Regions from separate parts of the Mus musculus genome. Here region 1 is linked to region 2. Evidence: chromatin contacts called from ENCODE Hi-C or POLR2A ChIA-PET data. All regions are on one chromosome and are shown on one strand. The core of a region is the stretch at or near the end of the contact, and the rest is flanking DNA. Distances in the headings are between cores, read along the strand shown.

Region 1 (5,588 bases), core at 584-3,083, 58 kb before region 2:
GCAAACTAATTCGAACCCTTTTCCTAAAGTTTTAACTTTCTTACCAACCCCAACCCAGAAGCATACAAAATTACTAAATCGGGGAAAAAAATGAAGATATCCAAACAGATCTTCCCTTGTCGGGCCTTCTCTCGACTGGATTTTCTCTTTTCTTTTCTTAAATTTCTTTCTTAATTTCTTTCTTTCTTTCTTTCTCTCAGGAAGAACAAAAACAAAAACAAAAATCAGCAACCAAAGACCAAACGGAACCCGACTTCCCGCCACGTCCAGCGGGTGCCCGGGTTAAACAGGTCGCTGAGAGAACTAGTGGAGCTGTGGAGGTTTCTATTCGCTCTCTTCCCGCCCCTCCCTGGGCCTCCAGAGCAGGAGGAAGGAAACAGTTTGCTCTGAGGTTTCCAAGGTCTCCTTGTCTCCTTAAAGGGGTTGAAGACCTAGAAGTTGCGGGTCTGGGCTGGGGGGACATAGAGTGAGTGTAGAGCAGAGTTGAAGTCCAGTGAACCTGGCCATGTGGCCCTGTCCGAGTCCCTGAGTGATAGACCGGCCGGGAACACGGTCCAGGGAAACAGGATTCAAAGACCTCGCGGGCTCAGAGCTTCTTGACAGCGGGCTTCGTCGCCCAGCATCGTGTCCCAGCCAGCCCGACCCCGGCCCGAACCACGGGACACCTCGTTTGCACCCTTTTACAAAGGGTCAAGGAGTGGGCAAGCCAGTAACCCAAACGAGCTTCAGAGACTGGGGACCAAAGCCTCTCGGGCCCCTAGCTGCCCAGTTTCAGAACCAAGAACCCGGGCTGACCTCCGCCCGTCCAGGCCTCGAGGAGCGCCCACCCGGAGCAGGCCGGGCGCAATGAAGGAGGCGACCGGAGCGGCGTGCTTCAGTTCCGCGACGTGGCACGTACCTTGGAAGCGATGACCCAGATATCGGTAGCGGTGGATGAGCCAGGGGTAGAAGGTGGACGGGTCCCGCTGCTGCGAGGCGAAGAGGGGGTGTGGCGAATGCGAGGAGGGCAGGGGGTGGGCGGCCAGGGCGTGCGGCGGCGGCACCGGGTGCACCGGCACGGCGGGGTTGGGCGGGTGCGAGACCGCCTCGGCGAACACCAAGTCCGGGTTGGAGTAGACGCCCCTGCCGGCGGCGGCGGCGGCGGCGGCCGAGTGGAAGCCGTTGAGGAACGGATTTATGGGACTGGAATTGGCGTAGCTGAGTGCCGCGGGACGGATGGGATCCTCGGAGCGCGAGGCAGGCAGGGGACTGTCCTTGGCCACCAGCGACTCGATGGTGAAGCAGCGCTTGGGCGCCGGCTGAAACATGCTGCGCCGAGGAGCGGGCGCGCTGGGCTCCCTGCTCCCGGCGACCGCGGCGCGCTGCCTCCGCCGCCCGCTGCCCGCGGCGAGGACCGAGGAGAATGGGGGACTCGTTTGTTTGGGGTGGGGGTGGGGGTAAGGAAAGGAAGGAAGGAAGAAAGGAAAGGAAAAAGGAAAGGAGGGGGAGGGGGAGGAGAGGCAAAGCCGAAGATCCCGAGAATCTTGCACCAAACGCGCCCAACCTGGAGAGAGGGGGGAAAATCCTTCCAGAAGAATTTGCAGGCGTGGATTGGGGTAATATTTTTTTGAGCGAGGTGGCGTGGGGGGGGGGGAGATTGGAGTTAGAGGCAGGGAGGGGGTTTTCGGGGAGGCAAAAAAAAAGTTTTCTCTCCTTTGCAAAAGGCGGGCAGGGCGCCCTAAGTCCAAGGACAATCCATGGAAGTGTTCGCTTCTTCACTAGTAGTGCAAACGATTTGTTAGTTCATGAGCCTAATTAGTGCGGGGATCACATAAACAGCTTCCTCCGAAGCCTGGTAAATGGCTTGATGATTGGTCGCTATTACTCGCCCTGAGGTGGAAGGGGGGAGACTCTTTAAAGTGCGTCAGAGGGAGGCGAACGCCTGGGAACCCGGAGGCCTGGATCCGGGCCCAGAATGGAACGGAGTCGGCGCTACTGCCCCGGCTGTGCCTCCAGCCGCCCGCCCGGCCGCCGACCTCTTGGTGTCTTCGCCCTGCGCTCCGGGCTAGCTCCCTCGCTCCTGCGGCGCCCGCTGCGGCTTCTCTCCTCCTCCTTCGCCTCCTCCGCTTCCCTCTTCTCCTCCTCTTCCTCGTTCCTCTCCTCCTCCTCTTCCTCCTCCTCCTCTTTCCCCCTCCTCCTCCCCCTCAGCCACCGCCTCCTACTGCACCCACACCACTCCCACCGGGGCACCCGGGTCCCTGCAGAGTCTCGGGGCTGCGCTGCCTTTGCTGCGGACCCCTGGATCCTAAGCCTGCGGCGCTGGAGCTGATGGGACTGAATCACGGACGGACACGCAGATTTCTTCACACCCTAAGCTCCGCTGCGGTTGTCCCCTGGAGGCCCGCGCCCGGGTCACTGAGATGGCTTCGGGCGCCCGGCGAGGGTAAGCGGGCGGGGACTGGTTCCGGGCAAGGGCTAACCCGCTTCACTCCTACCAATCCCCACCCCCAGCAAAACTCCCGAGGTTTCCTAGGCGCTCGAGGGGGGGGGTCCTCCCACCCCTCCAACCAAGCGTAGCTTCGAGGTTCCAGGGTCCACGCGTTTGCAGTCTTTGACCCGGCTGGTTCGTTTTTTTAAGTTCAAACCTGAGGGGCCAGCTGCGCCTGTACCGTGGCAGTGGACTTCCAGCTTGCACCCAAGAGTTTCTGCTTATCCTTTCTGGAGGGTGGTCACTTCTGTCCCCAAAACAGCTCTTTCTGGGAAATGTGGGGTTATTTGGGAAAGGAGTCTTGGGTCCTAGGTCAGAAGCTGAAGTTATGACTGTGTTATCGTTCCATTGTCCTTAGTGGCGTTGACACTGTTCCCATTATTGCTATTATTACTGTACCTATTTTTATTCTGACATCTGTTGTCCCAGGGCTGGGTTGCTCTACAAATCCAGGTTTCGCAACCTGGCACTTAGGATTGTGTCTCCGGTCCTAGGCCCTGTCCGCATTTTCGAGCTTGCCTTCGGTTTTGGGATGATTTTAGGGCCGACTTCTCTCGTCCCCATTGGCTCACGCTGAGGCATAATTATGATCACATCCCCCCAGCCTGCTGGCGCTGCTCTCTGTTTATTGGTGGTTAAAGATCTATTATCTATTCATCAGCCGCCTCCCCCCCCCCACACACACACCCTTTGCCAATTACATTCTTCTAAAGTGAAGTACCAGCAGGTATTTTACAATTAATGATAATTTTTTTCTGGCGTCCTTTAAATCTGTTACTCCCAGGTCGAAGCCATTTATCCTAAGAGGGATAAAATATCTGTGCTTGGTGGCTAGGTTGCCTGAGACCCGGGAGAAGCAGATCTGGAGAAGACAGACGTGAAGTCCTCTAGAGGGACTATGAAAGCCACCTGATTCCACCAAGGGTCTGGGTCTTAGGACGCTCCAGGTAGTCCCGGCAATAATAATAATAAGGAGAGGTCTCCTGTTTGGTTTCTTGGGGTTTTTTTTTTGTTTTGATTTTTTTGTTGTTGTTTTGTTTTTCCTCTACTGCTGTTCAGGTTGTGTGCGTTTCTTGTATAGCGTTCATGTGAGAAGGCAGAAGCTCAAGGGAGCCCCTAGGTAGAATGGGAGTTGAGAAAAGTGTTTCCACCTCAGCTTTGCTCTCCTCGTGGTATAAATCTGCCCTTGCCTTAGACTTCAGATCATTTCACCTTCTATTCTAGATGGCCTTCTTTCTTTGTCCCTTTTTGGGGGCAAGTTCAGAGATTATGGGCATTAGATTCAGCCCTATAAAAAAGGGTATGCATTTGAGGCCACATTCTCCTCATTCCTGAACCAGACCCCAAATATAGCTGAGAAATCTCTCCCTAGTTTCATCTGGGTTGTGGAAATAGAGGCTGTGCCTCTGAAGACTGGAGCCCAAAGAAGGGCGGAAGTCTTGGGCCATGCCTAGTCAAGCAAGATTCAGAGGAGCTAGGGCTTCTAGAAACAAACGCTAGAAACAAACGCTTCCACTTGGTCACACTGCAGATACTCTGGAGGAGGGTGAGAAGGTGAGTCTTGTCTTGAATGGGTCTGCAATGCTGTGACTACAAATTAGGACCACTAAACTCTTCACTCAGAACCAAATACCTCCCCCAGCATTAGCATCATTAGCATTAGTACGCTTGGCTGTGGGTATCACAGCCATTGACTTTGAGCGGCAAGGAATCCAGACCTGTTTGGAAGATTTGATTGAAACTCCCATATGTTGGTGGGACTTACTTGATCCCTCACCTCTCTGTACCAGGGTGTACTGGGGAAATGTCTTGAGGGAATGAGCACCTAGCTTCAGACAAGGGCCTCCAGTCTCTTGCATGAGGCAGGGGCATATCACCAGTTTCATGATCCTCAGCAAGCCACCAGCCTCTTGCAAAGTTCCCTTCTACCATTAGATTGCCGACCCGAGGTGGTCTCTGGGTGCCCTGCAGGTAGCCAGTGCTCAAGAGCAGCAGGAGCATTTGGCAGTCAAGTACATGAACCCAAGGAGGCTCTGCCCCTTCTCGCTCAACCTCCACTGAAGAAGAAAAGCGGGTTTCCGGTGAGTCAGGCTGGGTGCAGAAGCCATAGATGCCAAATAATCTATGCTAATTCATGCTCCCAGCCCAGAGGTGCCCCGGAAGAATCTGGTCTCCTCAGCGTGTAGAGGAATTAACTAGAGAGTAACTTATTAACCACACTGACCAGCAGAGGCGCACCAGGGCTCCGGGCATTCAAGTCCAGCTTGAGACCCAGAGCTCATAGATGGCCTAGCAGAATTCTAGTCCTAGGTTCCTTAAGGACCCAAGAAGCCACTGTTTGGTTAAGTACCTGTACACACAGCTGGGCTGATTCTCTTTGCCCAGTGTGCACTCCAAGTCACTGGGGGATTGGGCACCATGGTTTTTGCAGAGGACTAGAAGACACATGTGAATGTTCTAATAATGCATTTGTCTCTTACTGAAAGACCAGCGTCAACACCTCAGTCTCTCCTGACCTCATTTTGTCATATGTAAAAATGCAGCCCGTACAGTCTAGAAAGCAGACAGGAGCAGTGGCCATTGAGTTTCTGTATGGCCGTATGATCAAACAGTTATTTAGTGGAGTAAAGGTAATTACAGACCCCGTTTTCAAAGCTGTACAGTACGAAGTGTGAATTTTACTATTTGTAGTTATACCTAATAAAACTACCCCACCCCCAGTACATTGGTAGCTTTACTGTGTGACCTTGGGCAAGCTAAGCTATCCTCTTTGATTCTTTTTCCTCTTCCTCCAAATGGGAATAAACAATAATACAATAAATAGCATTTGGGATTGTTGCAAGAGATTGGCAAAGCAAACTGTTCAGACAGTGTCTAGCACATATGGAACCTTAATAAAAGCCAGCTCCTCTCGTGGATGTTGCTGTTATTATGTGCCTCCAGCCAGGGCATCACAGACCGAACAATAATGCTGTAAAAAGGCATCCACAGTAACCTCACCCCTGCCTGCCGTGTTCCTCTGTGCTTCCCGTAGGAGGTGCTGGATTCTTGAATCTCTACAGGTATCAAAGGGTAGTGATCTCTGAGGATCTGTGATAACCATGGGCTTTGAGTATCCTGC
Region 2 (5,060 bases), core at 2,134-4,633:
AATGTGGTCTTCATATAAGAAACCCCTGTCAACGTGGCTGCTGCCCTGCCATGTTCAGTCACCCACGCCGTTGGCATGGTTGGCAGTGGTGCCATTGCATTCACTGTGTATCTAACCCTAACCCTCATCCTCTGTGGCCTTCTCTGCCCTGACTACCTCTTCCAAGCTGCTAGGGACACGGAGACGATGCTCTTGGCTGGGGACAGGGGGATGGTGTTCTTGGCTGTTTGCAGTCTTGTTAACTCACACTTTCTGCCATCTGGTGTGGGAGATTTCAATGTTTTAATGAGACATTGGCAATATTTTTCTAGTGGCCGATAAGCCTGCCTGAGTCACAGAGACCAAGGGGCACAGAAAGGGTCTGGAAAGAGAAATTTAGAGTAAATGGCTTTCTCTATACAACCTTGGGTGCCCAGTGAGGAGCTCTAGAAAGATCTGAAACGAGAAGCGAAACTGGGAGAGGAGTTATGCTTTAAACATCTAGGTTCTATATTCTTAAGTACCTGGTGCCAGGAATTAAGGGCAGATCACTGGAGAGAGAGAGAGAGAGAGAGAGAGAGAGAGAGAGAGAGAGAGAGAGAGAGAGAGAGAGAGAGAGAGAGAGAGAGAAAAGAAAGAAAGGAGGGGAGGAAAGAAGGAGAGGGAGGGAGGAGGAACAGAAGGAATGAAAAAGGGAAGGAGAGAAAGGGAAGGAGGGAGGGAGGGAAGGAGGGAAGGACAGGAGGAAGGAAGAAAGGAAGGAAGGAAGGAAGGAAGGAAGGAAGGAAGGAAGGAAGGAAGGAAAGGAAAGAGAAGGAGGGAGGGAGGGAGGGAGGGAGGGAGGGAGGGAGGAAGGGAGAGAAGGGAGGAAAGAGATAGGCAGACATGTTGCATGCACTCCAGCCATGTGGAAGGCATTCCATACTTCTACATTTTTCATATTTTTCAAAAATGTCTTTAAGGAATGTTGTACCTTGAATTTCACCAAGACCAGGGTCATTGAACAGGTATGTGTTTGTCTCTTCATTCACCCAACAGGTGAAGGTGTAGAGACTGCACCAAGCACTGGTATTGGCTGACTCTTAAAGACAAAAGATCTTGTCATTATTGAACCCAGCAAGGCTGCCTTGAAAGAAATGCTCACCCTAAAACTCAAGGGAAGGACAGAAGAGCCTATGACATGAGATCAGCATCTCCTCACTCAGTAAGCTGTGGTATAGGACTCCCCAATGTCCCCTTCATGATCCAGTACTACACAGCATTAGTCAGATCTCAGGCAACGAACACCTAAGGTCCTGCTGCTGCTGCTGAAGATCCCTCCTTGATCTGTTACATAGAGCGGTAGTGTCACCGCAAAGAAGCTGATGATGGCCATTCATAAGCCCAGAAGATATCACACTGTCTCTCACAGGCAGAGTCTAAATTTAAATTTATTTATGCGTAGGCACATGCATGTATGTATGCATATATTAACACAGGACTTGGACATAGAAAGACTTCTGTGAGAGAGAAGGGCACTGTGGGAGAGAAAGGAGAGTCCCTAGATCAGAGCCAAGTTGGTGACATTTCATCAGTGCGGAGCGAAACCTGGAGTCTACATTTGTCTAGAATGAGTCTGAAGCAGGTATTCTTCAAGGGCTGAGCAACAGTCACGGACCTCTTTCCTAAGTACCAGCCATGAGTCAGAAACCGAATGGTGGTTTTGAGTGAGCCACACCTTCTGTGGTAGATGGTATCTTTACCCTTATCATGTCCTGCTTGTGGACTGAATACATTTTTCTGTCTCTACCACTGGGCTCAGCCTTCAGGCTTGTTCTAACCAATGGTAATAATAAGTAATAATGTAATAAAAATTAGTGGTAGTAATAAGTAGTAAGGTAACCTAAGGGCTTGAAACTTGCTTCAGCAGTCGCTGGCCTTGGGCTCTTCTGTGTCTTGTCATTACTGTGAGAAGTGTCCTGGAGGCAGTTGCTGCCACATTGTCCAGAACCTGGGTTAAACTCAACAAGTGCACTTGAGCCCACCAGACCTTCAGCTTGAAGCGACACACAGCCTGGCCAAGATTCAGAAACACTCAAAATGCCATTCATTACTGTTCACCACTGAGACAGGACAATCAGTTGTTACACAGCCATTTCCTCACCAACATAGTTAAAGCATCACCACTCGGACAGTCAGGCTCTCAATCTCCCACCTGACAGCTGTAGGTTCTGAGGTTTACACACTGACCTGCATAGTGAAATTAGTAAGTAGCATAGTTGGGATCTAAGTCTTGCACACTCTGGAACTAGTATCCTAAGTATGGGCTTTACTGCTGCTCCAGGAAACCCCCACAGTGATGCACACACATGTGTCATGTAGATTTGGATGTGACATCACAACTGACCCCTTCTCGGATGTACAGACTCAACCTGCCCTGTCATGTCCTTGCCTTTGGGGCTGGGAACTTTCAGTCCGTATTTAACAATATTGTAGCAGCTTTTACTGTGTTACAATTAGCAGCAGCTTTTACTATGTTACAATTAGATAAAAATCAAGAGTGAACTTCAATCGTAAAAACACTGGTGCATGCTGGGAAAGGGGGAAAGGAAGTGAAAGAAGCAGACTGTGTTTCAGAAGCAAAAATCCCAAAGAGAAAAGGATGTGCTTGGGTTTTTTTTGTTGTTGTTGTTGTTGTTTTTTGTTTGTTTGTTTTTGTTTTTTGCTGCAAGGGGCTGACACGGTGTCCTGACTCCAGCAAGAGGTTGAGGGTGGGCACTTAGATTCCCTGGGCAGTGAGCAGTGATGTGCACATCTGTGCACACATGTGCACCCCTCTGCACTAATCCAAGGGAATCAGGCAAGTCCAAGGCTCCCTGAGGTTTTTCTCCCCAGCTTCCCACTCACTGGACTTCTTATCCTTTCTCCAGCCTGGGACAGGAACATGAGGTGAGCTGGCAGCGGGGGACAGCCAGCAGGAAGGGATGTTCCATGTCCTTGATGCCCCAGACAGCAGGAGGGACTGCCCCCAAGTGGAATTACTTATCCCGACTATGCTCAGTTGGGCAGGAGAGCCACTAACTTAGATAGATAAAGGGCTGAAGTACTGAGTGGCACTTAGTGATGGGTCACAGCTAGGGAAACTGGGGGAGGTTGAGGTTCTGTGGAGGCCATGTATGGGGGAAAGAGCAGCCAGGGAAAAGGAATTTGGGTTGAACTATTTTGGATCCGGGCCTGGACTCTTCTCTGTTCATGAACTAAAGCTAGGAGGGCCTTGAATTCTTTTTGTTTCTTTCCTTTTTTAAAAAAAAAACTTTTTCTTCTCCAAGCTTCAGGCTGAGCTCCCTGGGGAGTCCCGGGGGAACAGGACATCCCACACCCTTAGGGCATTAGGCTTTCTCAGGTGTCTGCAGGAATCTGCTTCTCACACCATAAGTGCTTCAAAGGAAAGACAAGGAAGATTAAGGACAAGCGTGGCTCGCCCGACCTCAGCCTGCTGCCTCTTCTGTGCCAGTTTTGCCCAGGGTGGGTCGCCTCTCCCAGATCAGGCAGCTGGGTCACAGCTTTGCTATGTGTTTGTTTCTGAGCAGCCTGACTTCAGCGGGTGACTAAGCTTGGAAGCTGTAAAGCTTGGTAATAAACCTGTCAGTGGGGCTGTGGGCTACGCCAGGATGCTGACCCTAGGTGTCTTCTTCAGGGGGCTGAATCCCTGGGTCCCACTCTTCCCAAGCAGCTCTGTCTGGAGTGCGCTGCCAGTCAGGTGCCTCACAGGGTCTTCCTGTGGAGCTGCAGCTCTTCTAGGTCAGAGAAGAGCCAGTCTGTTCTTTGACTCTGTCCTTTTGTCACAGAGAGCTGACAGAGCCGGTCTCCACTGTTACTAATCAACATGGCCTTGGGCACCTGAACTACACCTGAGCTTAGAGCCTGAAAGGTGAGGACAATGATTCTAAGGGACAAAAGGACACAGTGAGCATTTCCTGGTGGAGAGGGTGGACCCAGACCAAGCCCGACAAATGAATGGAGCACAAGCAAATACCGGGAATGGGAGAGATTTTTCTCAGTTCACTGCCCTTCTCCCTCCCCTTCTTCTCTCCTCCCCTTTCTCCTCACCAGCAGCTCTCCCTTTTTCTTCTCTCTCCCCCTCTTCCTCCGTCTTCCTCCCCTTCCTTCCCTCTTTTACACATCCCCTCCCTCCCTCAATCCACCCCCTCCGTCTCAAGTCTCCCCCTTCTTCCTCTACCCTCTCTCACTCCTCCTTCTGTGCTCTTCAAACACCTGGATCCAGAGATAACTCCAGGTCTGCCTCTGCTGTATCAAGCCAGGCTTCCCTGTCCTCAGGGGGAAAGAGTAGTGACCCAGGGTGACTGAGAGGGGAAAGGTCCAGCTACTGACACAGTGCTGTTTACAAGTGCTGTTTTTGTTCTGATGAGCCTTCCCTCTGAGGTTAAAGCTGCCTTGATTTCCAGGCAGGCTCCAGGATCCAGACATAAGACGTTCTGGTAGTCTCAGAGTGAGGAAAGGGGAGTCTTAGTCCAGCTGAGGAGGGAGGGCAGGAAGATGGATCTGGCCTGGAGTCCTCAGCCTGCTGAGCAATGCTCTGTCCAGGAGTACTCAAAGTGTTTGCTAAAAACTCAAATTCCAGGCCAGGCAAGGGAACCGTCATGGACACCCAAGACAGGATCTGGGGGTGGGGGTGGGGGTGGGTGGTACATTTGGCCATCCCTGTGTGTCCTGCTTGCCCCTTACCACCTAGCTCCAAGAAGAAAGCCGAAGCAGAGACCACTTCACAAAAACAAGCCAATCCCAGACTGGAAGAAGTGACTGTATTTCATGGTTCTTCACCCATAACCCTCCTACTCCTTCCTTCTGTTGGGTGGGCCTGAAGCAAAGTGTTCAAAGCCTGAGGTGGGTGAAGGGTAGAGATGTTTGCAGCTCAGTGTCAGAACTCAGGGTCAAGGAGAGGCCCGTGGCTCTTACCAGATCATCTGCATACAATAAGCACATAAATCAGTCTCCACCAATCCTGCCCTGGTCCACCCATTGCTGGAGGCCAATCTGAGCTTCAAGCAAGGCTAGGGTGGGACAGAAAAATTGGGCACCTG

What was found. A loop is a pair of places that touch in the nucleus more often than their neighbours do. ChIA-PET counts read pairs that join two places held with the same protein, here RNA polymerase II (POLR2A).
Region 1: POLR2A ChIA-PET joins it to region 2 with 74 read pairs in Patski. The contact joins the promoter of Emx2 here to the enhancer-like site in region 2. A Hi-C loop is called at or near these places in 1 of 37 maps with a recorded cell type or tissue (left cerebral cortex). POLR2A ChIA-PET finds 5 or more read pairs at or near these places in 1 of 5 experiments (Patski).

What each region holds. Positions count from the first base shown.
Region 1 is chr19:59,454,935-59,460,522 of GRCm38, reverse strand. It overlaps Emx2 (empty spiracles homeobox 2), which reads right to left and starts at 1,833. Exons shown (of 3, transcript NM_010132.2): 1 at 899-1,833. The coding sequence starts at 1,307. It also overlaps Emx2os.
Region 2 is chr19:59,398,909-59,403,968 of GRCm38, reverse strand. No RefSeq gene overlaps it. Among named protein-coding and RNA genes, the nearest start is that of Gm33756, 12 kb to the right of the region's middle. Within about 2 kb of position 3,383, at least 1 of the 3 ENCODE cell types and tissues checked has a DNase peak (open chromatin) inside an H3K27ac peak, as active enhancers do.